3 separate regions of the Mus musculus genome follow, and regions 2 and 3 are each linked to region 1. Evidence: chromatin loops called from intact Hi-C (ENCODE). Cell type or tissue: heart. All regions are shown on one strand. Region 1 holds the start of Fam13c (family with sequence similarity 13, member C). Region 2 overlaps Fam13c (family with sequence similarity 13, member C). Region 3 overlaps Fam13c (family with sequence similarity 13, member C).

Evidence for each region. A loop is a pair of places that touch in the nucleus more often than their neighbours do. Peaks named below come from ENCODE experiments on the same cell type or tissue, not always from the same donor. Only the 100,000 strongest peaks of a DNase experiment are listed, where the experiment ranks them.
Region 2: a loop joins it to region 1, with 2.0 times the contacts of the local background. A loop is called at or near these places in 9 of 42 quality-filtered maps.
Region 3: it touches region 1 in a loop (2.4-fold over the local background); 8 of 42 quality-filtered maps call a loop at or near these places.

The regions. Positions count from the first base shown.
Region 1 is chr10:70,437,076-70,445,075 of GRCm38, reverse strand. It overlaps Fam13c (family with sequence similarity 13, member C), which reads right to left and starts at 4,166. Exons shown (of 14, transcript NM_024244.4): 1 at 4,001-4,166. The coding sequence starts at 4,062. In heart, a CTCF peak has its summit at 4,374; DNase peaks (open chromatin) are centred at 4,195, 4,835 and 7,565; H3K4me3 peaks cover 1,809 bases; H3K27ac peaks cover 1,474 bases.
Region 2 is chr10:70,537,513-70,545,512 of GRCm38, reverse strand. It overlaps Fam13c (family with sequence similarity 13, member C), which reads right to left. Exons shown (of 14, transcript NM_024244.4): 9 at 2,788-2,869; 10 at 983-1,185. Among named protein-coding and RNA genes, the nearest start is that of Phyhipl, 58 kb to the left of the region's middle. In heart, a CTCF peak has its summit at 4,896 (motif pointing right); no DNase peak of the experiment used is centred here.
Region 3 is chr10:70,490,968-70,498,967 of GRCm38, reverse strand. Fam13c (family with sequence similarity 13, member C) reads right to left here. Exons shown (of 14, transcript NM_024244.4): 5 at 19-82. Among named protein-coding and RNA genes, the nearest start is that of Fam13c, 54 kb to the right of the region's middle. In heart, no CTCF peak of the experiment used is centred here; DNase peaks (open chromatin) are centred at 1,787 and 4,287; H3K27ac peaks cover 434 bases.

The DNA.
Region 1 (8,000 bases):
AAACAAAAGAAAGAGGTGCCCAGGTCACAGCCCACATGACCGTCCACGACTTCTCAGTCCAGCCTGACATTAGGAAGAAATACCGCCCCAGGAAGGCTAAGTTAATACCCAAGATTCCAAGATTTTACTCCAGGGAACCTCACTAGTTCCTGCACCACACCTCACAGACGACAGACAGAAGTCACGTGACATTGCCAGTCCATATTCCCACAGGCTTGGGAGACAGGAGAACCAGACTTCTTGGAATAATGGGATCTCTAATGGGAGCTAAAAGTGTGTCCATGAGAAGTTATCTTCTCTGGTTAAATAGGAAGAGAGGCCCCAGCTTGCCTGGGTGGAGGAGAAATGGTTTCTCTTTCCCTGCAACATCAGACCCCTGATGGCGAAGTTGCCGAGAGCCAACCTCTTGGGGAATTTTCCTGAGCCACCTGCACCAGTGCTCGATGGACCACCTGATTGAGATGAGCAGACACCAGCCTGGCCCCGCCTCAGCCCCATACAGCTCTGAGCTCAGGTAAAATGTGAAACTGTGTAATGGGGCAGGTTGTCTGTAGGGTTCTGTTTTTTGAAACATCTCTTGTAATCCAGCCTGGTCTAAAACTGTGCTATGTGTAGCCAAAGATGACCTTGAACTCCAATCTGATCCTCCTGTCTCTACCACCAAGTACTAGAGATTATGGTATTCACAACCACTACCACCATTCAGTTTTATTTGGTGCTCGGAATCAAACCCAGGGCCCCCCCAGCCCTGTCATGTAAACTTTTTTTTTTTTAATGAGCATTGGTGTTTGCCTACATGTATGTCTATGTGAAGGCATCAGATCCCCTGGAACTAGAGTTACAGACAGCCACATGGGTGCTGGGAATTGAACCCTGATCCTCTGGAAAAGCAGCCAGTGCACGTAACCCACTAGGCCATCTCTCCAGCTTCTTGTAATGTAAACTTTTAAGCAGCATTGCCCAGCCACTTAACTAGTATATGCTTCTAAAATGATGTCATCTAACTGTTTCTAGAACCCAAGCTACCTCTGACCTGACTCGCATCCAAATTCTAGGTCTTCTCTTAGCCTGGAGGGTCTATAGCTTTCACCAGAGTCAGTCTTCTCCAGGTGGAGGTTATCAGGTCATTGTGTTAACCACCCTTAGAGGCTCCTAGGCAGGACTTTGGCAAAGGAGGCACCAATCTAAACACAGTGACCCAGCAACAGACTTTAAAAACAGCACGTCCTGAAAAGATGCTGCAGAAGTAACAAAAGGCTAAGGCCACTCTGATGTTGGGGGAGGGGGCTGGGGGAGGGATTGTATAGAGAATGAGTTAAATTCACCCAGATCTGCACAGGCCTTTCAAGGCCTGAGAAAAACAAAACGAAAAGGATTCTGCCCCTTGATTCCTAATTCCACTCTTCCTGTGACTCTTCCCAGGACCTCCAGCTGGGGAGACAGAGCCCTGGCTCAGTGGGACACTGTCTTAGGCTCAGGTATGAAGACCTGAATGTGAGTCCCCAGCAACCACTTTAAAGTCAGTCCATCCTAGTGGTGGTACCTATAAAGCCTTGGGTCTGGGGATGGATGGAGACCGGAGGATTCCCCAGAGCTCATTGGCCAGTCTTAACCCATCATAAACTCCAAGTTCAGTGAGAAATGAGGTTGAATGAAATCAAAGGAGACATAGGATGTTAACCTCTGACCTCCAAAGGCTCCCTCATGCACACACTGTATGAGCGCACACGGCACACATATGCATACACACACAGGCGCGCGCGCACATACAAATAATCACGACTGGTCAAGCAGCATCCTCTCACATAAGTCTATCTGATAAAATAATTCATAGGGAACTCTAATGACTGCTTGGATGCGCCTTCCAAGGCACAGAGTTTTTAATTTCCATTTTAATAAGGATCAACACCAGAGGCCTGAACTTTCAGTGGTCTGGAGAGGAGGCACTGGACATGGGTGAAGACAGGAGCCAGAGGATCTTTGCCTCTCAGAAACATTGAAGAGGAAAGAACCTCCTCGGGACAGACTAACATGGCACCCAAACACTTCCAGGACAAGCTGCTATGTCTGTGTCTCAGGATAGCACCCTCTGGTCCTGCCGGGAGTCCACAGACCCAGGAACAGTTTCATATTATTGAGAGGAGAAGATGAACAATGTTCCGTTTTGACAACCACTGGTTTAGGACGCCCCTCAGCTGAGCCGGGTCACACCTGTGGGGCTTTGGGTGTGTTGCAAGTTCCTTAGATTCTTGCATTAGCCAGATGGCTTCCCAGACACTACTCACAGCCTTTTAAAAGGAACCTCTGTCACTTCTCTGAGGGTAACGTGATCTTATGCAATCAGAACTCCTTGGGGAGTATCCAAGGACAAGACACCAAGAGTCTCCCCAGCATTTAACCATAACAAACACACACACACACACACACACACACACACACACACACACCATATGAAAGCTGGAACTAAAAGTCTCCATCTTGAAACTCCTGGGCCTGTGACTATGGCTGACTCTAGGAATACAGCCACACAACACTCCCAAGAATCAGGCCCAGAAAAACATGTGGTGCCAAGGAACCCAGAGGAAAAGAGAGATGTTACCTGACCACTTATCCAGGAAATTCAGGCCTCATCCTTGGCCCACAGGTATCTCTCCCCACCTCTCTCTTTCTCTATCTTTCTATTGCAAGGCAATGTCACTATCGTGTCCAGGGTTCCAGTGGACAGGCCATAGTGAATCATTGAAAGTCAACCTGGTCCTTATTTTAAAGAGACCCCACTTAGATGAGCTCAAAGCGGGGTACTAAGTCAGTAGCAAACCAGACAAGCAAAAGTGCATGGGGAAGAGGCCCAGAAAGCACAGTGGAACCTCAGCCCTCCCTCTCCAAGTCTCTGCAACAGTGGCAGGATCTGAAAGCCAAAAGATGCTCTCGTCACTGTTCAGGTTTCTTTAGCAAACAGCTTCTAAGCCACTTGTAGCCTCTGTATGAAACTCACAATTCTCTTAAGTAGTGGGATACACAACTTTGCGCATGCACACACACACACAGCCTGCTGCAAAAAGCTTTTACCGAGTAGCTTTTACCAAAAGGTCCCAGAAGTAAACACTAATTTCCCTACGATAAAATGGAATACATATAGTTTATACTCCCAGCTATATGTGAATTGCATACAGTGCCAGCAAAATCTACTCCACGTTCACCTCTGATATATAGATTCTATTAAGAAAATACTAAGGAAGAGATGACCAAAATAAAAACAAAGCACTATCAATATCAACACACACACACACACACACACACACACACGCACACACACGGGCTGGCCTAGAGTAAAACATTATTTCCCTTCCCTCCACTATGAACTGTTATTAGGTTGTTAGTCAGGCAAGGCGTTTCTCTATAGTCACATTATTGTGGCCAGACGAGAAAAATCACAAAAAGGCATCTAGAAAAGTTTACCGCACTGTGTCTTAAAAATCTGTACACACGGAGAGGGAAGGTGAGTTTACCCTGTTTAAATATGCTGGAATTAAACTCCTGCTAGCTCACATCCGTCTATTTGGGGCAAATGTACACTGCGTGCACTCCATGAAAACTGACACTCATGTTGGCAAAATACAACCCAGCTTCCTTTCTGACATGTCACATAGATTTTTTTTTAAGCTAAGCTCCAAGATTGCATATTTTGGGCCACGGAGCCTCCCGCAGCAATCAAGCTAGGTTTATTACTCCCCCCACCCCCCGCTTCCGCTCCTCACTCCCTACCCCCGCGCACCCTCCACCCCGAGCTGCCAAAATACTGGCTGCAACCTGTGTGAGGTTTGTGGGCCCCGCCAGCCTCGCAGCCTCAGGATCCAGGAGACAATGCATCGCCTGGAAAGAGGGCTTGGGGACAGGGGTGGGGTGGGGTGGAGTGGGGTGGCAGCGGGAGGGGATACCTTCACCATAGTTGCTTCGGAGACAGGAATGCAAGTCGATTGTAAGGGCAAGAAGCACTTACTCAGTTACAGCGGCGCTGCCGAAGGAATTATCCTGAAGGCTGAAACAGAAACAAGAAAACATGAGCCAAGTGCGGCCGGGGAGCCGTCTCCCTAATTGCTCTCCCGGAGTTAGAGCACCCACACAAACATGGCATTGCCAGGCAAGTCTTAGGGCTCGCCCGGCACGCTCGCTCTACCTTGGGCTGCTGTCTGCACATGCTCCTGACGACACCCCCAGCAGGGGCCCAGCGGCACCGGCGAACCACAAAGCCCAGCAGCCCGCGAGGCTGCGGGGACGATGGGGCGGGGCGCGGCGGCGCGCGACCGGGGGCTTCAGCCTCAGGAACCTGGAGCTGCTCCGCGCAACCCTGGTAGGCAGCTAGGAGCTACAGAGAGTCCAAGCTGCTTGAGCCTGCCACCTCAGCCTCAGCTGGCAATACAGATTGCGTCGTCCCCCCCACCCCCCAGTGGATACAATGCCCGCCTCCCATGGCTTGTTACCTCCCCAGCCCCCACCCCACCCTAGGGATGCAAACGAGCAAAGATGCTTCTGTCGCTTTTCCTGAAAGCATGGAGAGATCGAGAAGGAGGAGAGGGATATGGATGCTGAGTTTTGATTTATTTTCACTGTGTGTTGGTTTTTATTGCCTAGAACAAAAGGGCTCCCAAGGGCGGGCTGCATCCCGACAGGTCCGTCTGCGCTCTTGTTATTTTACTCCGCTAGAGGAAGCGCCCAGCGCAGGACCACAGAGATGTGAATGAACCTATGCAGGCGAATGTAGAATGCTTTCCAGGCCTTCGCTGATGCCTAGGACACCGTGCCAGGCGGGGAGATGGACTCCTACCCCCACAGCAGCCCCGCACCTTCACAAAGGATGGAATGACAACTCACAAACGTTGTTCCCTTTGATGGAGTCTACTTTGTTGGGGGAAGGGAGGGCCGGTCAGCCCCACCCCCACCCCGCTTTATTCTTGCTTGGAGATGTTTACCCTGCCCCGTTCCCATTGTCCATGTTTCCTGACATGTTGACCTTGACTTGGAAAGACCTGCCTCTGAATTTTGAAATACGATCACAGACTTACGTGTTGAACTATACTATGCATGTGTTCTTAATCCTACTGTCCCATGGAACTAGGTTCTAGATGGCAACGTGAAGTCTAATCACAGGATATCTTCCTGTCCTCAGATCCAAAGACTGTCACTTTCCCAAACGCCCCTGCGCTCGAGGGCTGTGGTGCCCATTCTGGGTAGTTCAGTGTGAAGAAAGACCAGCCTTTTGATTGCGTAAACATCTCCAGTGATTCATCTAGAACAGAAGGAACAATGCTTTCACCTGAAAAACAGCAGTTGATATGAATATGCTGTGGACCAGTTGAAAATATAATGAACCCTCTGAGAGGCCCAACAAGCAGCTGAAAGAGTCAGATGCAGATACTAGCACCCAACCAATGGACAGAAGCGGGGGACCCCTGTGGATGAATTGGGGAAAAGCTGGAAGAAGCTGAGGAGGAGGGCAGCCCCATGGGAAGACCAGCAGTCTCAACTGACCTGGAACCCGGAGATCTCTCAGAAACTGAGCCACCAGCCAGGCGTCATACACCAGCTGATATGAGGCGGCCAACACATATACAGCAGAGGACTGCTGGGTCTGGCCTCAGAGAAGATGCACCTAACCCTTGAGAGACTTGAGGCCCTGGGGAGTGGGGAGGTCTGGTAAAGTGAGGGGAGGGGGTGGCGACATCCTCTTGGGGGCGGGGATGGAATGGTGAGCGGGGGCGGGGTGAATGGCAGACCAGAATAAAAATAAATAAATAAATAAATTTTTAAAAAATAAAAATAAAATAAAATGAAATAATAAACGTGCTCCACAAATCCAGAGATTCAATAATGCCCAGAGGGAGGAAAAGACTAGTTCTCCACAGCCCACAAACAGAAAGGATCCAGAAAAGCTTGTAAGAACTATTCATACAGAAGAAAGACAGTCAGTTCAGTATATTATGGCTAAAAGTTAAGAATACTCTAGATTAAAACCCTGATGGAAACCACTTGGGGTTTTTAAACACTCATCCAATTCTTGATCGTATCTTCATCTGTTTTTTTTTTTTTTTTTTTTTTTTTTTTTTTTTTTTGGTAAGAGGTTTTCAAGTGCCTTTTTAAAATGAGATGTCCTGTTCACCCTGGAATGAACAATACTGATGGATATCAGCAAAGGTTCCTTTGGAGCCTTCGGCTTATCTGAACAACAGTTTGGGAAAAGTTCAAAGGGAGAAGAGGAACATTGTCACAGAGATCTGTAAGGAAGCCAGAGTATTTCCCAGGCCAGCGACAGGGTCCAGACTTCTCTGTGGTTGTATGTAGCATGGCTAAAACATGGTTTTTTGGTTTTTTTTTTTTTGGGGGGGGGGGTTAAAGGAGAGGAGACGTTACAAATTCAAGGACAGCAAAGAAAGCTATTCTGTCTTTTCAACTCTGAGACTGCACCTAGGTAGGCAGAATGTTGTGCACAAGTGGAGAACAAAAGGGAAAAACAAAGGTACTGGGTAGTTGGGCTTCTCAAACTCCTTAAAGTAAAATGTAACTTAGGCTAAACAGACCGACCACCATCATGCCTACAAAGGGCTTCAGAGAAAACATCACCTGGCGTTGTTTGCTGAACTAATGATGCACATTCTTAACGATATCACAGATGCAGTCCCTGTTAACAGGAAGCCTTTGCTCTTAGGTATGCCAGTGTGTATAGAATGGACAGGGTGCGTGGTTTTCAATTCAATAAATAGAATAACTGGGGAAAAATAGGCTAGAATTTGAATGTAATTAGCTCACCTTCTTGTTAAAAGTTTCAGTTTTTCTGAAAGCAAACCATCTGAATTTCATACTTAGTTCTAATAGTTCCCTTTTCCTTCTTAATTTTTTCAGTATTCTTATCTATTTATTTTTATCTTATGTGCCTTGGTGTTTTGCCTTCGTGTATGTCTGTATGAGAGTGTCAGATCCCTTAGAAGTGGAGTTACAGACTAAGCTGCCATGTGGGTCCTGGGAATTGAACCCAGGTCCTCTGGAAGAGCAATCAGTGTCCTTAACCACTGAGCCATCTCTCCAGCCCAATTTTTTTTTTTTTAATCACCTTATGACTTGCTTTCCTCATTCTTAGGTAGAGATAGACTCTGTTACAGGGGTTATTCCAAAGATTAAATGACATTTTTGGAACTGAGAAGTTAAAATTGTTTTAAACAGTTAATAAATGCTAACGTTATCCTTGTTCTCATTATTGCTATAATAAGAAACATGTAAACATGGAGTTTGAAAGAGAAAAGATGACTACAAATGGATAACAGGTTTATAGACACTGCTGACTTTCTACGCCCAGGCTTTCATGCTGTTCCATGGCTTCTTAACGTCTCTGAAAATCATCACGTTTGACCAGATGCTCCACGGACAATGTTTGTGTATTCTCTTTGTAACTCAATTTAAAATGCTTGCACATCCCTGGAGGACCAGACAATTCTGAGAAATCACTTTCTGAGGGATGCTGGGGCATCGGGCCAGAATCTTTACAATGCCAGGAAGTCAACGGAGGCCTGCTCCATTGGCCTGGACACAGTGACTTGGTGCTTCCTGCCAGTCCTCCAGGGAATAGCCAGACCTCCTGGTGTATGCACAGAGGACTCTTGCCTCCCTGCAGAGATAATTTTCCACTAAAAAGATTAAATCCCTCTGCTTATATCTGTATCCTCTAACCCTTCCTCCCCGCCTAGTCTTTGACACCATAGCAAAAGGGGGCCTCATTTCTCTGAGTGGTTATTGTCTAAGCTATTGAGTGCTCAACAGACACAGGTAAAATTCTCTTTATGGGCTGGGTCACCTCCATCAAAGCACATATCTCTAAATTAATGTTTGTGTATACCCTGTCCACTTTGTCACACAGTCTCTCTCTGTTCTGCCTAACTTAAAGGGCACATTCAGTCCAGATAGGTGGGAAAATGAAGTATTAAATCTTACAGAGGATTCTGGATTTCGTG
Region 2 (8,000 bases), 100 kb before region 1:
TGGCAGTGACTGGGGTGCCGTGTGTACCTGCAGTACACAAGGCCCAGGGGGAAAAAAAAAACTGAAGCAGGACATCCAAGCCTTCTGAGATCTGGCATGTGGCCTCAGTAAGACCAGATCATGCATGGCAGAATAGGAAAGGTGAGCACACTTCTCCACAGGACTTCATTCCAGGGTCGAATGTCATTCATTTGTCAGTTCCCTCGAGCAAACACATATACAATACCTATCGTGTATAGACACCGTGATGCTCTGAACAGGAAACAGTCTTTCTGTGCAAGCTGCACAATGGGGTGGCTGGGGTGGAAGATGGTGGAAGGGATCCAAGAGGCGACAAGGTGACTCCTGCCCTTACACAGCAAGTCAAAGGTCAACTACATCAGCCTCAGCTTTGATACGGGAGGGACCTTAAGAAAGCTCCCCAGGCCTAAGCCAGATGGAAAGCCTCATGGAAAGGGATTACCCAGGTCAGTGCTGCTTTTCTTTATAAAATATAATCTTTTTTTCCCGCTAAGCTCCAGGCTTACATATCCTAATACCTCACTGACAACACTATCCAGCTGCCTCAGATTTCAAAACTTATATCTGTAGCTGAAATCTTTGATCCCAGCCTATCACTCCCGAGAAATCACAGCTCTATTCTTAGGGCATGAAACTCTTGCTGTATGCCTCTCCCCTCTTTATAACACTTCACCATGGAGGAAAGGACAATGTTGGAGCTTATATGCATATTGCCTAGACTTGGGAATTATTTACTAATGTGGTGGAGCAGAGACCATATCCTATCCTTACCATCGTCCTCCAACACACCCCTCCTCCGGAAGTGGAACCTCCTAGAATCCCACAGCAGTGCTCCTACGTCACAGTCATTAACCCACCAGGAACTCAACAATCTCCTAAAGATGTGACTCTGGTGGTGAAGTGCTCTGACAGGTGACCAAAAGCATGTCCTTGCCCCGCCATGCTGAGGCTGCTGAGGTACCTTCCCATCGTCCTGGGGAGGGGTCTGTTCTCTCTTCTCCGGCACCACAGCATCTGAAGTCTCCTCGCCAGAGGAGCCTGGTTCGGGGCCCACGGCTTCCGACTTGCCATTTTCTCTGGGGACTGGAGGCTGTTCACAGGACAGGTTTCTCCGAGGGCCCTTGGGCGTACTCCCTTGCTCTTCCGACAGCTTCAGCTTTAGTTCTAAGAGAAATGCCTTGAGTTACCATGAGCAGGAAAGGACTCACTGGCCCAGATGAAAACAGAGCTGCTTCTCCTGAATTCCCTAGGTATGAGCAAAGCTAGGAAAGTCAGCCTTAACCATGCCCGATATCATAAGCACCCAGCCAGCCTCGCAGACAGAGCCCTAGAGACTGGGCTCTCGTGGAAAGAACCCCATGAGACAAGAATTCGGATTTGGATTGCAGCAGACTTCTGGGGGGAGACCTCCTCTCCCCTGCCCCCAGGTTTCCACTGTTGCCCACTCTAGCACTTGAAACTCTCTGTGCAGCAGTTTGTTGGTGTGCATGGTAAAAGGCATGTGTATAGTAAAACCTCTTGAGATTCAGAGGCTTGGCATCACATACGCAAACCTGAGGAACTAGAAGAGATGAGAAGGGCTTTGGGAATTCCAGCTCACACGCTTGACACACCTCACATTTTTATCGAATGCTCTTTCCCCTCAAAGGTTTAACTCTGTGATAGCTAGCTGTGAGTCCCCTAGCAGTGAGGGTGCTGAGGACTAAACTTGGGTCTTCTAAAAGAGAAGCAAGCACTCTTCAACCCTTCTTCACCACAATTTTGAAAATGTTAATTTTCAAAATCCAGAGCCCACCATTCTAACAATGTGGCTTTTCTCAACAGAAGACATTAAAAAACAAACAAACAAACAAACAAAAAAAACAAAAACAAAAAAACCTGCCTAGGACTTAACAGGGAATTGCATTTCAGAGTATGCCATAGCAAGAAGTTGAATAAGACCATTTATTCTGATTTTTTTTTCAATTATACAGTATAGCTCACTTTATTCATTTAGCTTTGTGCTGGCTTTATGAGGATTTTTTGCTTTTGTTTTTATGTTGCTGTTTCACTTGGCATCTAGCTGTAGTGTATGCTTGCCTGAAATCTACTATATAGTCCAGCCTATCAATTCTCTTGCCTCAGCTTTCCAAATCCTGAGATGATAAGCCACCATGCCAAGCTCCGGCTTGAAGTTTAAACACTGCATATTTTATAAGCATGATACACCACTAGCATCAAAGTACTCGTCCCTTCCAATTCTTGGTCATGAAACTTCCAGAAATTTGGACCAACTCCCCTGTATCTTAAATATGGACCTACAGAACAAAGGAAGGAAGAAAAGAACGGTATGAGCCTACAGTGATTGTCCTTAGCAGTAACAGTACACTGCCATCCCAGAAAGGGACAAAAGAAGAAGAGAATTGGTCCCAGAGGCAGGGAGCCAAGTCGTCTGCATGGCTCAATACGTCCAAGCCACATGGCAGTCCTGGCGTGGATTAGCACACTCACCTGTGCTCTGGATCTGAGAAGTGGATTAGGGTGGTTTTGTTTCCAATAATCTGGTAACCAGAGAAGTTAGAACTCCGCAGGTTGACTGGAGGTCCCAGGTCTCTCTCGTAAGGGGGTTTATTAAATGGGGCCTGAATGATGTGTGGGGTCGTCTCAAATGCAGCCTCAGTTCAAGAAGGAAACCAAAGCCCAAGGAGGCTCAGGTGGAAATGGGCTGCAATTGTCCTGGACATTACGCTATTACCGATGGTGCTCTCTGAGGGAAGGGACACTTGCCTTTGAGCTGTTTGCGCCCCTTGGCCAAATCGTTCATCCATTTCAGAACTTCGGGATTTGAAGTCTTGTCCCCATGCGACGGCTATGGGGAGAGGAGAAAGTAGAAGTGGATGGGAATGAGGGGGGGTGGGGGGTAGGCAGGAGGAAAGAGAGAAGGAGAAGGTGAAATGGGGAGATGGGGAAAGGGAGGGAGAGAGAAAAAGGAGACAAAAGAGAAAAAAAAGAAAAGCAAAAATGTTAAACAGCCGAGCCACACAGAGAATTCAGAGACACGTCGAGCTGAACACTGGGGCAGAGTTCTAGTGCGTGGTGTCCAGCTCTGCACCTTTGTTCCTCCATGGGCATTATTTCAAAGCATGCTGAGGCACTCAGCACATTTCCAGACATCGTAGTGATTCCCTGCATCCGGCTGTCCATCCTCCATCACCTTATAAGCCATCCACAGCCCATCCCATTGGCAGGCCATACTCCCTGCCAACAGGGATGAGAGCAATGATAGGACCAAAAACCGAATGCTTCCTGCTTTGTCCGTGGCTCAGGACTGGGTCCTGCTGGGGAACACTAACCAACTGGGAGGCTGAGTCCTTGGAGCTCAAGAAAGCAGGCCCCATGGTCTCTGAAACTTGATAATGGTCCAATAGCTGATCTAGGAGCAAACAGCCCTCATTCTAATCACTCTCTTAGTACTAAAGACCCCACTGAGCTACCATCAAAGTGAAACGTAACACTTCTGACCTTGGGCCGATGGCTTAGCTTCCCTGGGCTCTGCTATCTCACATATTACATGTGAGGATTACAGTATCTCCTTCACAGAGTTCCTGTGGTGCATTAATGCCTGTGAAGCCCAGAAAACAGCTCTGGGTGCATGCCAAGCAATGCAGAAGTGCTAGCTCAAACCATAAATGTTACTGTTACTGACTTAGCCTCACTGGGTTGGATAAGCAGAGGGCAGTAGCAGGAATATTTCCACCAAACCTTCAAAGGAATCCTGAATGTATCTTCACTGACAACCACACACACACACACACACACACACACACACACACACACGGAGAGGGTCATGTAAGTCCGTCAGATCATTTACTTCTGAATTCCTTCTCAGCACAAAAGGGAACTGTCCCCAGAAAAGAGTAATCAGTAGATTAAAAATGGCAAAATATTTTTGGTTGTAAGGCTAGCCTTTGGAGCTCTCAGAGACTGGTCCATGAACCAACGAGTATACACAGGCTGGACCTAGGCCTCCCTGCACATAGGTAGCAGATGTGCAGCCTGGTCTTCATGTGGGTCCCCAACAACTGGAGCGGGGGCTATCCCAAAAGCTGTTGCCTGTCCATGGGACATGTTCTAGCTGGGCTGTCTTGTCTGGCCTCAGTGGGAGAGGATGCACCTAGCCTCACTGAGACTCGATGTGCCAGGGTCGGGGAATGCCCAGGGTAGCCTAACTTCTCAGAGGAGAAGGGTAGAGGGTAGGGAGAGAATTGTAGGAAGGGGTGACCAGAAAGTGGGGCAGTGAGTGGGATATAAAGTGAATGAATGAATGAATGAATGAATGAATACATAAATAAATTCGGCAACAAGCCCTTACACTCTGCCATAGATCACAATGAGAATCCTCCATCTGAAGCTAACTTAAAAGCATGCTCCAGAGAGTTATCCCCACCTGAGACTACACAAGGAACTTGGCTGGGAGGGTTGGGAGGCCTCCTGCACAGAGGTACCTGGGCTGAAATGCCTGCACTGTCCACAGCCAGCCCGTGAAGACCCACTTTGCCCATGTAAGATGAGCAACAGGAGAAATGTCTTCAGTGACAGACACAGCACATTCAGGGTACTTAACAAGAGCACATAGTGGTGCTTTGCATGACGTCACCTGATGAAAGAACGCATGCTCGCCATGAGAACCTGGAAGGATCCCACCAGTTATAGGGTGACATGGAAATATACATCTAAAAACAAGCTAGAAAGGAAGACTGAAGGAAAAGTCACTGTCCCTCCTGTGATGGAGCCCTACATTGTCAGAACCACGGACAGAGACACAGGCTGCCCAAAGCTTCCCTCATGAGAGGAAAATATATAAATATTGTTTAGTGTAATCCCACTGATGGCCTCCAGGAGGAAGTCTTCTGTTTAGAAGCCTGTTGTGTGGCCTAATTCTTTGGGCTTAGCTGACAGCCCAAGCATTACATATGGACTGTAGAACCCTCACAGGATTCTCCAGACTAAGGACGTATGTGTGCAGGTAAAGCTACGCGTCTCTGGATCCACTCAACACCCCACCAAAGGGATATACGAAACATACAGAACACACCAGGATCTCAAGCCAGTGACCAACAGCTTTGGATTTTTTGTTTTGGTTTTGGGTTTTTTTGTGTGTGTGTTTTGGTTTTTTGGGTTTTTTTTTTCCACCCACAAAATGAAGGAAGGATCAGAGGCTGAACTTTATGACACAGTACTTGAAAGCCCGCAATCGGTTGCAGAAATGAATTTTCTTTTTATGGCTCTGCCCTTAGTGGAGCTTTCTTAAGGTTACCATCAGCTTGGGTAGGAGATGGCTTTCAAGCCACAGAAGTTTTTACACATTCATAATAGCTCTTTAGGCCTCTTCGTGTCTGAATGGAAAGGTCTACGGTTGGACACCCAAACTCACTAATATAGGCTTTGTTAGGGGTAATTAAAATGAGGCAGCCAAATCTACTATTACAGACACTATTGTGGTATATTTCTGCTAAGAAAAGAATCATTCATAAGACACTTTAAAAAGACTTCTGGTCGGCCATGAAAAGACCTGGTTTACCCTGTCTAGATTCTTGGCTGTGTGACTCTTAAAATTCATGTCACCTTTCTGGGCCTGTTTCTTCAGTCACTGGGGGGAGGGGTGGAGAGTCTGTCTGGTTTGTCCAGTTTTCCAGTTTTCACATGTTTTATTGAAAGTGAACATCTGAGCCAGGCAGCAATGGCATAAGCCTTTAATTCCAGCATTCAGGAGGGTGAGGCAGGTGGATCTCTGTGAGTTCAAGGCGGGGGGGGGGGGGGGGGGGGAGAGGGAGGGAGAGGGAGAGAACCTGCCTTTCTACCCAGGGCTACATTTGGCTGAGACAGAAAGACTTGTGTTTATGAAGACATGGCAAAACCTGAGATGCCCAGTAGGAGCTAAGATTCAGAAACAACCAGCGGAGGATGGTAATGCCACTGTCCGAGGGATGGGAAGGAAAGTAGGCCTTACACGTGGCAGGTGGCTTGACAGGCTTCTAACCACAGCTTGGCACCTGACAAGAGGAGTGACCGAATGGCCTGTTTCCTAAGATACATGGGGTGCTGACTGAAGGAGGCGGGGGAGGTAAACACTGAAGGAGCAGTGAATATGAACCCTCCCCGCCTACTGCTCTAGCATCTATGCCCCTCCTCTGTGCGTGCGTGCGTGCATACATGAGGCAGGGAGTGTTGGCAGTGACTGCCTCTTCATTTGCCTTTAATGCTTCTCAGGACCGGGTAAAAGATGCTGTGATAGTTTATATATTCTTGGACCAGGGAGTGGCACCATTTGGAGGTGTGGCCTTGTTGGAATAGGTGTGACCTGGTTAGAGTAGGTGTGTCATTGTGGGTGTGGGCTTAATACTCTCACCCTAGGTGCCTGGAAGTCAGTTTTCTACTAACAGCCTTTGGATGAAGACATAGAATTCCCAGCTTTGCCTGAGCCATGCCTGCCCGGACGCTGCCATCCTCCCACTTGATGATGGACTGAACCTCTGAACCTGTAAGCCGGCCCCATTTAAATGTTGTTTTTTATAAGACTTGCCATGGTCATGGTGTCTGTTCACAGCAGTAAAACCCTGACTAAGACGGATGCCAAAAGAAATTCTCTAAGTAAAACAGATGTGGCTGTAAGAGTTGAAAAACAATAACCCATGTGCACAGCTCAGGTGGGGACCCAGTGCATCTTTAACCTGCACGAGCCCCCTTCCTGTTCTCCCAAGACAGAGCCTGTCCTGTGACCTGCTCGGTATCTCTCAGACAGATTAAGAAGTTGGTGGCAACTAGAACCTTTTGCTTCCTTCATTGCCAACACTGCAGTAAGTGCCACACGGGTTCCTCCAACAGTGTCCTCAAACTTCAGTTACTGCTGGATGACTCAGAACAGGAAGTAGCCTGTCCAGAGACACAAGGCTGCTGAGGGTTTATATTGGGTCGAAATCTACAACAGTCAGACTCGGGAAAGGCCAGGTCACAGGTGTTAACAGGCTCAAAAATAGAACCCCATTTGTCACTCCTTGGTGTCCATCATGAGGGTGTGACAGGCCTGGTAAACTCCGGTAGATCAAAGGTGAAACCAGCTGCTCCCAGAATACTGGGGCTGCCAAAGATAGACACGAAGAACCCTACAACACCATCACTCCAGGTCTGGTCATCTTTAACTCACTGCTCCAGGCCTCAAGGGATAGCTCGTAGCTGGTTAGAAGTCTTCAGTGGGTCAGGGCTTACTTATCTGCGGGATAAAGACCGAGCCAATAGGCAGGGGCTTCCCTGCTGCATGGACAGAGTACAGCCATGACTGAATGGAAACTACGCAGCATCCTTGTTCAGATGGCCTTAAAAGCCAATCTGATGGCTCCCTTTCTATAAGACTAGATACCATTCCCCAAACACGCTCTCTCTCTGCAAAGCCATAGCCAGGAAGGACAGGAAGGGAGGAGCAGACCACTACCTACTCACCACTCTGCCCCAAAACTTATCACAACGCTCACAGGAACACTCCAGTCGCCTCTGTATGGAATGCTTAGCGAGCCTTTTAATATTTCAACATGTTTGAGAGATTGTTCCCTGCTCCAGTTTATTCTAATAACAAGCTGTCCTGGGCTCTCTGCCAGAGACCCACACTATCTTTATGTGATTCCCTGTGAACTTGAATTTTCTCTACTCCTTGGTCACTAAGAAAAGAGACACAGGCTTCTTCAGTCGAGCAGACATGTATCTACGACTCTGTGGGTTCAAGTGCGAGAGAAGACAGAGCTGCGCCGGCAGCCCTGCGGGCCCAGCAGAAGGACTGCGCCGGCAGCCCTGCGGGCCCAGCAGAAGGACTGCGCCGGCAGCCCTGCGGGCCCAGCAGAAGGACTGCGCCGGCAGCCCTGCGGGCCCAGCAGAAGGACTGCGCCGGCAGCCCTGCGGGCCCAGCAGAAGGACTGGGGTCTTCTGGGAAGAGATGGTTCTGTTTGGTT
Region 3 (8,000 bases), 54 kb before region 1:
CGTAATTTTTCCACCTACCTCATGTAAGTCCTGCTGAGTTCCAAAAGCATCCTTTGGCCAAATGGTAGCCCTCTGGTCTATTCTACAAAATATAAAGGAAAATTATGTCCATTTGAAAGAACCATTTTGACAACACACATTTGAAGCTGGCGGCCATAGATCTTGGTCATGTTCCTGTTGAAAATCCCAAGTGGTTCCCTACCATCAAAGGGCAACGTTCAGCCTCCTTCAGTGGTCTGGGATACACAGAGGATGTGAGCACAGGAAACCTCTCTGACCTGCTCTCCTCTGTTTCTCTAGCCCTCCTCCCAGTCATCCTGGTCACCCCTGTTTCCTAAGCACACAGTCCCTATTCTACTTCAAACCCCGCCCCTCCAGCCATTCTGGGTCTGGGATGCTTTACCCAGATCTTCACATGGCTGGCTCTTGCCAATCAATCATCAGCTCGGCTCACTATCCCCTCCCCAGGGAGGCCTTCTCAGCCTCCCCATCCATGCATATGCAGGGGTTAACAATAGAGATCACTGTAATAAATGGTAGGGACAGACCTACACCCATGGTGGCCCTGTGATCTCCACAATGTACACCTGGACCCATACACACACACACACACACACACACACACACACACAAACACACACCATATGTATGCACACTCACAAAGGTTTTGTCCTGTCACTGAATTTACACAACAAATTCTATAGCCGATGCTGGGTTAGATACTGAAGCTGGGTTTTGCCACTCAATATCTCCAAATAGAAGAAAAAGGAGCAGAAAGAAAGGCAAGGTGTATGATGTTGAGTCCCTTGTTTGCTTAAAAACAAAATAAAACAAGAAACCCTACTTCTGGTAGATGCTCAGGTCCAAATCCAGACTTGTCAAATTCTATGCCCGGTGGCATATGTTAGACACCACCTGAGTTTGTCTGCCAGAGCTCCTATTTTAGTTTGTAATAAACAAATTATAGCTCTTATTAAAAGGCCAGCTGTCTTGCTGAATACAGTTTAGGATGCTTAGTCCATGAGTTAACTTGTTTTAAGAAGACTCTTTTGCAGATAGAGTCATTTACAGCTGGAACACTGAGTCAACTTAGATACTAAAGACAACGCTCTCTGAACGGCTCCGGAGGTTAATGAGTTCAGCATGCCATAACCCATTCAGAAAGGTACACTGAGCAACACCATCGGCCTGGTTCCTTCAAAATAATAAGCGAAATTTTCCCTGTAGCCGAAAGTTGGGTCAGTGTGCTTCTGAGAGTATATAAAAGAGTGGCGGAACAGGACGACCATGCAGGAGCACACTGAGGATGCCCTCCACGCCTGCACAGGCTAGCATCTTCCTCCTGCAGTCATCAGAAGGCTCGGGCTCCCAGTCACCAGGTCAAGTATGCACAGCCACAATGAGCAGAGAATGAGGAAGACTTTGAGGTTCAGCTGCACCACCTCTCTTGGTCTCCTGAGCCACCAACATGGCAAGGTAGCAAAAGGACTCCTGGGGACAGAGATTAAGCCATCCCTTCTTTCCAAATCATTGAATTGGTCCTAAGTTCTTTGTTATCTATGGTGGTCCTCAAACTATGCTTTCACGGTTGTTGTAAACCAAAGAAACTAGGAGTGTGGTGTTTTTAAAGATTTATTTTAAATTATGGGCCCATGTGTCTGTATATGAGAATATGCATGTGAGCCCAGGGTGCATTGAGGCCAGAAGGCAATGTTGCAACCTCTGCAGCTGAAGCCACAGGCAGCTGTGAGCCATCTGTCATGGATGTTGGCTTCTCTGGCAGCTCACCAAAACTTGGTTATTATTAAAATATGCCATTAGTCATCAGAATTATGTAATGATTCCAGTGTGCTGTTTTATGTGACACTAGACCCCCTGTATTGTTTTTATACAGCTGTCAGTAACAGTAAGCATCATTTATGAACAGCCCTTCATGTCCCATGAGGCAGCTATTACTATCTTCTTTAGAACTGGCCCAGAAGACAAAAGACAGACAAGCCATGGGAGTTGGTCATTGGCAGAGTCCTTGCTCGGCAGTGAAAGGCCCTGGGTTTGGATCCCGGACCTGATGAAGGAAGAAAGGGAAGGAGAAAGGGAAAAAAGAAAAGGGAAGGGAAGGGGAGGGAGGGAATAGGTTAGGCTAGGAGAAGGGAGGGGAGAGGAGGGGGAGAGGAGGGGAGGGGGAGAGGAGGGGAGGGGAGGGGAAGGAAGGAAGAGGAAAGGAGAGGAAGAGGAAAGATAGTCATGAAGAAAATGAAGAAGCAGCATACGAAGACAAGAAGCTAACCAGAACCTGTTTTGTAGTTACCAGAGAGAAAGCAGTTTTAAGGAAGAAAATAATGGAATCCAAGACTTCACCAGCCCTCCAGCATCCAGCTGGTCATGCCAGGTGGTTTAATCAAATTACTTCAATTAATCCTCAAGAGTACCACATGAGATTAACATTATTATACCCATTGACCCAATAGAAGGAAGGGCAGCTAAATAATTCATTGTTTATTCAACACATATTTAGTAAGTATCAATTATGTACCTTAATCTAGATCAGGTATTGGGACAAGACAGTGCATAAAAAGTCCACTGTCATAGATTCATTTTAGGATTTATCTCTAATTTTACATGTATGGATGTTCTGCCTGTATATGTGTCTGTATACCAAATGTGTGCCTGGTCCCCACAGAAGCTAGAAGAGGGCATCAGATCCTCGGGGAATGGAGTTACAAATGCTTGTGGCCATCATGTGGGTGCTGGGAATCAAACTAAGTCCTCCGGAGAGCAGCCAGTGCTGTCTATTGCCAAACCATCTCTCCAGCCCTAGGCTCTGTATTTTCATGAAAGGAACAAAGACATAAAAAAACAGTAAGTCAACAATAACTGATGACCCACCGGATGGCAGGATTGTGGAGAAACAGAAAGCAAGGCACATGAGACCAGACTAGAAGGAAAACTGTTCAAACCCTCACAGTCAGAAAGTGCCAATCACCCAGAGACAAGGAGCATGACAGCCTGACATAAGAATGTTAAAGCTCAGGGCTGGAGAGATGGCTCAGCAGTTAAGAGCACTGAGTGCTCTTCCAGGGGACCTGAGTTCAATTCCCTGCAACCACATGGTGGCTCACAACCATCTGTAATGAAATCCCATGCCCTCTTCTGGTGTGTCTGAAGAGAGCAACAGTATACTCATGTAAAATAAAGAGTGTTAAAGGTCATATAAGGAGGCAAAAATAAACAGAAGTCTTACTGGAAAAGCTCAGTCGTGACTGAGGAGACAAGTATGCAGCTGAGTTCAATTCCTTCTCCCCCACACCCTTAAGACATTGCTTCAACCATGGTCAATCCTGCCAAGAAATTGTCTTATACATAATATTCGCACCAGACTGAAATTCTCCCTTCAGTTCTACTGCCTTCCCTCCACCCACAGCAGCAGGCAAACAGCTACATGTCTCCATCAAACCCACATCTCTGGAAGGCAGAGATGAGCAATTCAGAACACTGCCAATCCATCACAACTTTGGTTCCTAGCCAAGGCCTAGGTAAGCAAGAAGGCATGCAGCGTGTACTCTCCAGAGCCCAACAGTGGCCCTCAATACTGATGCCTTGTTCATCACAGATACCATCATTCTGGTTGCAACAATGGCTGGCACAATCACCACCACCACTGCCAGCATCTGCCACCAACACCACCATTAGCATCTTCACCTCCATCAGCAGTATTACCACCATCACCACTAACAGCATCACAAGCCATACCTCCACCAGCAGCACCAGCAGCAGCACCAGTACCATTACCACAAGAATACCTCTGACATCACCTCCAACATCATCATGGACAACACCTCAACATCACCACAAGCAATACCTCTAATGTTACACAAGCAATACCTCCAACATCTATGAGCAATACCCCTAATATCACACAAGCAATGCCTCCAACATCACACAAGCAATACATCCACCAACACCACCTGGTAACATCACCACCACCACAAGCAACACTTCCGACGTTACCCTGAGCAATGCCACCACTCTTATATGACTAAAGTGTCACCACTGTCATACCTCCACCATCAGTGCCAAAATCAACACAATACAGTAAGTAAAAATACGGATGCTTAAAATGAACTTCAATAGAGAAATACCAACGGTAATTGTGTACTGATGTTAAAATGGCTTCTCCTCTGGATCTATGCCTCTGAGCTTGTGAACAGCCCATTGAAAGGCAGCTTTAAAAATTGGCATGCCCTTTTTGCTGGATTCCTGAAGTGTTTGCAGAGTCGGGCTGCAGGGCCATCCTGCAGTGGGCCTCTCTGGGGAGGTGTTCAGGAATTCAAAACAACAAAACCAACTAAGCATTCAAATATTTTTCTTGGCCCCAGAACAACTTCAGACCACAGGATGTGATAATTTGTGAAAGAAACACTGTATTTTAGCTCAAGGTTTGATTTTTTTACATCAGCATTTTAACTATAATTTAATTAGTTGATGGAACAGTCCTGCTTCAGTGAAAAGCTTCCAGCTAGCCAGTGGCTGAGAGAAGCTATCCCAGCGTCCCCTAAACTGTTCATCTCTCCCTTGCCAATATGTTACCAGGATTTCAACTTCTTACCTCAAATGACTTGTTTATCTGTCCCCTCCTCTCCACACCCTTCTCTACCATCTTGAGCAAAGCTGCTATTATCTCTTTGCTGAAATAACAAAGGTTTCCTTCTGGTCTCTCTATTCCTCCTTTCCCAGAGCATTTCCCACAAAAGATCTGGCCACTCACTACCCTCTGCCCACTGCACTCAACGCATACCATTCTGAGAAAATCTACTAAGGATTCACCAGCAGCTCTCGAATGAGTTAGACAACCTGGGCAGGAGGAGTGAAGCACAACCCATGTAACCATGAGTTCCCAGAGAGACACTCACTCTACAATTCTGAAAATGTCTTATGATGTCTGAAGGATTTAGTGTTGGCCCACCTCTTCATTGTCTTCTCAGGCCACGCCCATCTGTGCTGTAGTTAAAAGGGCATCCTTCTAGTTCCTCCCAAGCACTACACTCCTTCCAAGCTCATGCCTTCAGGCATGATGCCTGCTTAGGGTTTTTCTGCTGTGAGCAGACACCATGACCAAGGCAAGTCTTTTAAAGGGCAACATTTAATTGGGGCTGGTTTACAGGCTCAGAAGTTCAGTCCAGTATCTTCAAGGCATATAAAGAGGAGCTAAGAGTTCTAAATCTTGTTCCAAAAGCCATTGGAAGACTGGCTGCCTGGCAGCTAGGAGGAGGAGCCCACATCCACAGTGACACACTTCCTCCAACAAGACCATACCTACTCCAACAAGGCCACACCTCCTAAGAGTACCACTCACTGCGCCAAGCATATTCAAACCACCAAAATGTCCTTGTGCCTACCTAATTCTTCCTTCCCAATCCATTTCTGAATTAATTCATTTATCCTTTAGAAACCATGTACCTCCCAAATATGTCTTCTTTTTAAGGGGACCTGTTGCATAGGGAACTACTCAATCCACAATTCCATATATTTATAATTATTTAAAAGTCACTTTTGATGGCAAGCTCTGTGGGACAGGAACCATGAATTTTGCTTAACATTTATCTCTGCAGCCAATCCCAGCACAGGATATAGGATTTTAATTTTATATCAACATTTTAATTATAATTCACTTAGTTAATGGAACAGTCTTGCTTCAATTAAAAGCATGCATTTAGCCAATGGCTGACAGATCTAACCCAGAGTCCTCTAAGCTGTTTATTTCTCCCTAGCCCAACAGCCAGTATGATGTGTGTGTGTATGAGTGTGTGTTTGTATATTTGTATATGAGTATATACATTTATATGTATGTATATATTTGATAATAAAGTATTTATCTCAGACTCCTGAATAGTTGCCAATTCTGATCAATTATTAAGTGTGTAAGACCCGTGCTCCCTTCTCTCCCTGAGGCATGCCAGCAAAGCCTGCAGGCTGCAATGACTCTCACTCCCATAAGTATGTTTCTTCCTTGAGAAGGCTGACTAGCCAGTTGGTGCCTAAGACTAGTTAGACAGCTAACCTGTAATTCAGAGAACCTTGTCAGAAAGAGTAGAAGATAAGCACCTAACTGTATTCAGAGTGCTTCACAGAAAACTGGGCCTTAGGCCTAAATAAAGCTGACCACAAATGTCATCACAAGATTTACAATATTCCTCAATATTAGGACGCAGCACTCGATATTCGGATGCAGGAATGTATAGCCGGATGGCTACTGGCTGGTGGGATTGCTGTCATTTCCTGAAACTCTTTCTGAAAACAAAAGGTATATCCCAAGAGGGTAACCCTGAACAAAACATTCTTCACATCACACAATAGCTCTACACGTAGACACAGACGAGATGCCAGTAAACTCCAGTAGTATTGTATTAGAAACAACCACCACCCTTGGCACTGGCATTATAAAGGGCTTCTCTCTGTGTTGTCTAGTACACACCAAAGACAATCTCTTACTGGTTCTTTGTTTTAAACACACCTATTTTTAATTATATATACTCTGTTTCAGGGTATGTGGGCATGAATGCAGGTGCCCACAGAAGCCAAAAGGCATCACATCCCTAGAGCTGTTGTGAGCTGCCCAACGTAGGAACCAGAACCTCAACTTGGGTCTTCTCCAAGAGCAGCTAACACTCTTAACTGCTGAGCCATTTCTCTAGGCCCTCTTCTTGGTTCTTTATAAACTTCTGAGCCAAATAAAGAAGATCAAAGAGCACAGGTTTTAACTTTAAAGTCACTGAGTTAGAAATTATCACAGACTGAAACTCACACATCGAAAAATTAGAAGTCAAGAGATGCTCATCAACTGACTAGTAATTCATACATCCACTTGTCCAGGTCAACAAATTCCTCTTGAGAGGACAAAGATGTCATTAGGTAAGCCCAGGATTGCTTATCCCCAATAGCACACTCCCAGTAACTAAGGACTCAGGCCCCACCTCCTACCTTATACTCGTGGAGATTAGGGTCTATATCTACTAGCAGGCTATGGTAGCATACAATTTTAGTTCCAGTAACTTAGGAGGTAGAAGAAGGTGGATCCCTATGAGTTCAAGGCCAGCCTAGTCTACAGAGCGAGTTCTAGGACAGTTAAGGCTACATAGAAAAACCCTGTCCCCAATAACAACAAACAAACAAACAAATACCAATAATCAAACAGAGATAGACATGACTTAATTCAGACCTACTAAATCAAAATATTAAGAGATATAGAGTAATAACCAACAATTTGGGGGGATTCCTTATTGGAAAATATTATTCTAAAAGCCCACAGGCAATAGTTTAGCAGACGACCAATGCAGAATCAATCTCTCCCAGGAAACACATTACTGTAGAAGGAAATATTTTTCCTAAAGTCATTTGGCAAAACTTCAAACTCAAGACATCTCAGCTTCCTAGGGCTAAGTATACCCTTCATGTTGGTGTGATACTACAGAGAACACAGCCAAGACCATATCACTACCCAGATGCTAGGAGAACAGTGATCCTAGACTTATGGGCCAGCCTCTGGACTAGCAGAAGGAAAGAGGGTAAACAGACATGGATGTGGCAGAAAGCAACCTCTGAATGTGGGGTGCACTCAGCCTTTCTTGTCCTGTTCATATGGGCCTACTTACTTCATGATAAACGGTACTTGGCTTAGGGTCAGTCTGAGAGGGAAGGGCGAAGTGATTGGAGAATCAGAGGCATAGTCCCAGTCTCCCTCAAATCTGACAAGGCACACCAGACTCTTGTTTGAAGTCATCACAAAACTAATGCTTAATTCCCTTCTTTCTTCAGGCTCCTGGTTCTCCTAAAACCAAGCCACCAAAGACTGACCGCAGCTACCCACTGCGTTCCATCCCAAGCACCCATATTTTCTGAAGCCTATCTCCTTTTCTATGTCATGTGGTCTCAGGGGGATCCACCCATTTCTTCTCTCTGGAAGTTAATATTTAAGCAGCATTTATGTTTGAATAGCTGGTCTC